Regions from separate parts of the Homo sapiens genome. Here region 2 is linked to region 1. Evidence: chromatin contacts called from ENCODE Hi-C or POLR2A ChIA-PET data. All regions are on one chromosome and are shown on one strand. The core of a region is the stretch at or near the end of the contact, and the rest is flanking DNA. Distances in the headings are between cores, read along the strand shown. Region 1 holds the start of AUNIP (aurora kinase A and ninein interacting protein). Region 2 holds the start of CEP85 (centrosomal protein 85).

Region 1 (2,700 bases), core at 190-2,689:
TTAGCCGGGCGTGGTGGTGGCCGCCTGTAGTCCCAGCTACTCAGGAGGCTGAGGCAGGAGAATGGCGTGAACCCCGGAGGTGGGGCTTGCAGGGAACTGAGATTGTGTCACTGCACTCCAGCCTGGGCGACAGAGCAAGACTCCATCTCAAAAAATAATAATAATAAATAATAATAATAAAATGATCAAATTTCTTATCTATAAAACCAGGATAATGACAAAATCTACTTTACTGAATTTTGGTGAGTACCTGCCATTGATAAAGTGTATAAAGTCTCGGCAAAATGCCTGACACATAGAAAGCACTCAATAAAGGTTAGGTATTGTTGTTATTATTTATACACCTCTTTTCTTCCCTATAAGACTGTGAGCAACCTGAGAGCAAGAATCTTGCCCCTAGTGTCTGTTTTGAGCCTGTTTTCCGTATGTAAAATGGGTATCATTACACTATCTACCATATAGAATTGTACCAAACAAGGTAACATACCTAAAACACTTAGCACCAGCATAAAATGCTCAATAAACATGAATGATTATTATGTCGCACTTTTGTTTCTTTACAGTGACTGAAGAGCATCTTGCCTAGGTGACAGACCTGAATGTGATTTCCAGCTCCTTCTAGTTAGGCGGGCCTAGGTTAGTTACTGAACCTCAGTTTCCTCATTCCCAGCAAGAATGACGACACATATAACGCATATTCAGTATCTAATGCAGTATCCGGCACCCAGTGACTGCTCAGTACATAGGAGGCCAGCTCCCCTTCCCATAGCTTCTACTTTTCCCCTCAAAGTTACCGGTTCTGGGCAGGTAGTTGGCCTGCAACTTGGCAAATTGGGTGGAAACAGACCCCGGGGTGAGAATTTCCCCAATTTGCATTCGCATCCATCTCCCAATGCTCCAGCCTCTACTAGGACGTCTCGCAGGGACTGTGGCCTCCTAGGGAGCCTGGTCAGTTCAACTGCTCCGAGCGAACTTTCCCTCCGCCTCTCCCACACCTGAACCTTCGCCGCCCCTCCCTGCGCACCGCTCCTCCAGACCCCCCAACAGCACGCTCTTTCCTTCCGTCCCTCCCATCCTCCCCAAGCCCCGTTTTTCAACCTTCTTCAGACCACAATCCCTCTCGCCTGTGAATCCCCAACGCTGTTCCCTTCTCTGTCCCCGACTTCGCTTTCATCATCTCCAGGTGTCCCCCAAACTCCTCCCGTCTTACGCCTCCAGGCCCTACCTGGTTCCCAACGCCCTCTCATCCCCCAGCGTCCCACCTGCACTTTCCGCCTCTTCAGCGCCGCCGCGTCCAGCCACACGCCGCAGGCCTCCTCCTCGGGGCCTGTCCGCCTCATGGCCGCTGAGGAGACGAAGCCGGCAGGACGCCGGCGCAGGCTCCCGGCGCCTCAGGGAACGCCAGAACCGCGGCCGCCGACGTTCGGATCTCGCGCCAACGCTGGGGGCGGGGCTACGTCGCGACCGCCCCGGGCGCCAGCCCCGCCCCGGCAAGGCCCTGGCCCCCTTCGCTGTGCCCCGCCCACGCACTAACTTTCGCGGCCGGTCCCTTGAGTGCGTGCGGCATATTTCCCTGCGCGGAGGAGTGCGTGTTCTTTCTGATCCGCTCTTTCAAGAGCGGATTCGGAAGCTGCTGTGTGAACGGTTCTCGACAGCCTCAGAAATGTACATTTTCTTTTTGCTGTATTGAAAATTTCTTACAGTATTTCCCGGGCTTAGGAATTTGTTCGTGTCATCGCTGAATCTTCGCGATCACCCCCAGAAGGAAGTGGCTGAGCCGAGATCAGGCCCGTCGACTCCAGACCAGGGGTCCTCGACCTAAGTGGTTACCAGACACTCGAGTGTGCGAACAACTTTGGTAATTTTTTTTTTTTAATGTAAGCGTAACTACGAAGCCACATGGGAGAGGATTTTGAAGAGGTTAAAATTTGGGGTCAGGAACTAGATTTCAGTCCTGCTTTCACCGTTTACTGTGCCTTGGATTTTAAAGAGGATCAAATGAGGTTGTGAAAGTACTTTGTGAATTCAGAAAACCCCTTGGAAATGCAAAAATGTTGGCACCCCCACCCATCCTTCCGTCCCTAACCACAATCTCCATAGATGGAATATATGTACATTATACGTAATGTTTACATATTGTATATGTAAAAAAAATTTTTTTTTGAGACGGAGTCTCACTGTCGCCCAGGCTGGAGTGCAGTGGCGCTATCTCGGCTCACTGCAGCCCCGCCTCCTGGGTTCAAGCGGTTCTTCTGTCTCAGCCTCCCTAGTAGCTGGAAGTACAGGCGCACGCCACCACACCCAGCTAATTTTTGTATTTTTAGTAGAGACGGGGTTTCACCATTGGCCAGGCTGGTCTCGAACTCCTGACCTCGTGATACGCCTGCCTCAGCCTCCCAAAGTGCTGGGATTACAGGCATGAGCCACCGCGCCCGGCCAAAAATTTTGTAATTTTTTTTTTTTGGTGGAGGGAGGATAGAAGCTCAGCCACCTCTTGCCCAGTCTGCAGCAGGTCAGCCAGGAACCTCAACCATCTCTGCAGCCAGAGCCTGTCTTCATGGTGGACAGAGCCATCTCGCTTTGTCACCCAGGCTCGGGTACAGTGGCACAGTCTCAGCTCACTGCAGCCTCAACCTCTTGGGCTCAAGCGATCCTGCCACCTCAGCCTCCCAAGTAGCTGGGACTACAGGTGTGTGCCAC
Region 2 (2,700 bases), core at 85-2,584, 370 kb after region 1:
GACTAACACTTTCTAGCTTTCTACCCTTCAGTCCATAAATTTATTCATTTAGACACCCTGTCTTAACATTTTTTTTTTTAGCCTTTACGTTAACAGAGGCTTCTGGTCCTAATTTCATATCATACCCAGGTTCATTTTCATTATCCATTAAATCTGCTATTTTATGTCTTCTATATTCTTATCTTAAAATACTAAAAGAGAGGACAAAGGATACAACCTTGGGGCACATCCCTAGGGTCTTTCCTCTAGAGTGACTTTTATTCAGTAATGAACTCACTTTGTCTGGCTCTTAAAGCTAAGAAATTATACAACTTTTTTTTTCCATACAACTTTTTTTTGGAGTGCAGGGGCACGATCTCGGCTCACTGCAACCTCCGGCTCCCTGGTTCAGGCGATTCTGCTGCCTCAGCCTCCCGAGTAGCTGGGATTACAGGTATGCGCCACCACACCCAGCTAATTTTTGTATTTTTAGTAGAGACGGGGTTTCACCATATTGGCCAGGATGGTCTCGATCTCCTGACCTCGTGATCCGCCCTCCTCTGTCTCCCAAAGTGCTGGGATTACAGGCATGAGCCACCGCGCCCGGCCTCCTATACAATTTTTTAGTATCTCTCCCTGCCAAGTCAGGTTTCTAGATACCCAGAATTTCACTATCTGAGATTCATTCCTTTGGCTGATGGTTCTGTTCTCCTTTCAAACAATTTTCCTGTCTGACTCTTCAAGCGCATATTAATGCAAATGGACTTAACAGTTCCTTTTCCTGTGGACCAAGTTTGGGGAGGGAGGCAGGACTGATCCTTTACCCTTCAACCTGAACCTTGGTCACAGGCTGACCACTGCGTCCAACCCAGACCAAGCCTTGACCCTGACTAGTCAGTGACCCAGGCCACACCCTAACTCCTGGTCACAACCTGAACCCCTGCTTCAGGTGTGAGAACTGATAGACCGGCGTTGGAATGGAAGGAGGGTGAGGCAAGCTGAGTGGGATTCTCGTGTCCCCAGCCCCGCCCGCGGGCCGCCAGCTTCCCAACCTGCACAGGCCCAGCAGGGCCCCTCCAGGTCTAGGTGAGCAGAGCTCCACCTACAGGTAAAACGCGGCAAGGGGCAGAGAAGGAGCCAAGTGGCGACGTGGTCATGCGCAGAAAGATCCGTCCGGCTCTCTGAGCAGAGGGTAGCGTGTGGGGGCGGGATACCGACGCGGCTCGGCTGCCGATTGGTCAGAAGAGGATAGAAAGGGGCGGGAAGCCGGCGCGGCTCGACTCCCGATTGGCCAGAGGCGGCAGAACGGGGTGGGGCCAAACGACGCGCGTTCTGTGGCGCGCGGCCTGGCGGGCGTGCAACGGCCGTTAGAGGAGCTGAGGGAGGGAACCACCGCTCACCGCAGACGTGGTGGCTGCAGTCAGTCTTCCCGAGTGAGGGATTTCGCCGCCCGCTTTCAGGCCCGTGTAAGTTTTCCTCCTTCGGGAGCCTCAGTCCTAGTGGCCGACCTTGCCTCTCCTCCCATAGCTCCGGCGAAGCCTCAGACGCTCGCGACCTGCCACCGTGAGGGGCCGGGGAGAGCGAAGCGCATGCGCCTCGGCTCCGAAGCCAGTGCCCCGGCATACGCCCTCTCGCGTCCCATTCCCCTCGCTTCCCCCGTTGCCTTGCTTTGCCGTCCGTGGTTCACCCCACGGCAGTCACTTTACCTGCGTGCCAGGCCCTGTGCCGATAGCCAGGGACACAGCGAGCGGCGCATTCCTTGCCCTTGCGGAGCGCACAGCCCTGGGAGTCGACGTTAAGCGGGGTAATCCCTCGGCGCGCAGTGAGGGTAGAGTGGAGAAATCTTACAAAGAGCGCAAAACAGAAGGCGCGGATCTAGTCGGAGAGGTCAGGGAGCCCTCCCCGAGGAGGAGAAGTTTGAGCCGAGATTGGAAGGCTGTGTAGAGAATTAAGGTTGTGGGACGGAAAGCACTTGGCGGGGCCTTACCCCGGTACTTCTCGGCCGGGGCGATTTTGCTTCCCTGGGGACATTGGTCGATGTCTGGAAACACTTTTGATAGTCACAGCTCCAGGGCTTGCTACTGGCATCTAGTGCGAAGAAGCCAGGGATGCTGTTACACAGCCTACTGTGTGTAGGACGCCCCCAACAACAAAGAAAAATCCCCCAAAATGTCAGTAGGGCGGAAGGTGAGGAAGCTTCCTTCAGCGAGAAGGAGCTGGTGCTTTGGTTGAACTGAAAGTTAGTGTGTTCAGGTTTATTTGTTCAACAGTATATTCAACGCTTACTTCACCTCAGTTAATGAGAGCGATCCTTTACACCAGTACATTCCCAACACGTGGCTCAGAGCCAGGCGCATAGTAGGCACGCAGTAAATTTCGGTTGATGAATTGAACACTGGGATAAGTAGGGGGCGGTGGTGATACAAGGACGATGAAGCTAGCCAGGCCTCATTTATTTGCCCTCAAACCTTGTCTGCTTTATAGTGATCTGGTGGTTTTGTATGTCTCACGACTTTTCTTTGTAAAGGCAACTTCTTGTCAAGGATTTGGCTTCTCTTTCACAAGGTTTAATGAATGATCAAGGCGGTGAAAATAGTGTAATGGTGTGAGATCCTTCGTGTGTCTGTGTCAGCTGTCTGTGTATCCCTTCAAATCCTCTCTTGTCTTGATGTGGTTCTCTTAACAGCTGCCAAGCATGATGTTCCACACTTAGATTGTAAT

What was found. Hi-C counts contacts between places; a loop is a spot of excess contacts on that map. ChIA-PET counts read pairs that join two places held with the same protein, here RNA polymerase II (POLR2A). Pooled maps may share reads with other maps.
Region 2: a map of K562 shows a loop between it and region 1 (7-fold over the local background). The contact joins the promoter of CEP85 here to the promoter of AUNIP in region 1. A Hi-C loop is called at or near these places in 1 of 168 maps with a recorded cell type or tissue (K562), 1 of 37 single-sample maps with no recorded cell type and 9 of 50 pooled maps. POLR2A ChIA-PET finds 5 or more read pairs at or near these places in 2 of 52 experiments (CD8-positive, alpha-beta memory T cell and H1).

The regions. Positions count from the first base shown.
Region 1 is chr1:25,858,018-25,860,717 of GRCh38, forward strand. AUNIP (aurora kinase A and ninein interacting protein) reads right to left here and starts at 1,440. Exons shown (of 3, transcript NM_024037.3): 1 at 1,263-1,440. The coding sequence starts at 1,340. RefSeq lists enhancers at 1,095-1,720, 1,618-1,847, 1,721-2,346 and silencers at 1,338-1,597, 2,198-2,257.
Region 2 is chr1:26,232,866-26,235,565 of GRCh38, forward strand. It overlaps CEP85 (centrosomal protein 85), which reads left to right and starts at 1,335. Exons shown (of 14, transcript NM_001319944.2): 1 at 1,335-1,445. RefSeq lists enhancers at 1,534-1,683, 2,004-2,063, 2,154-2,203.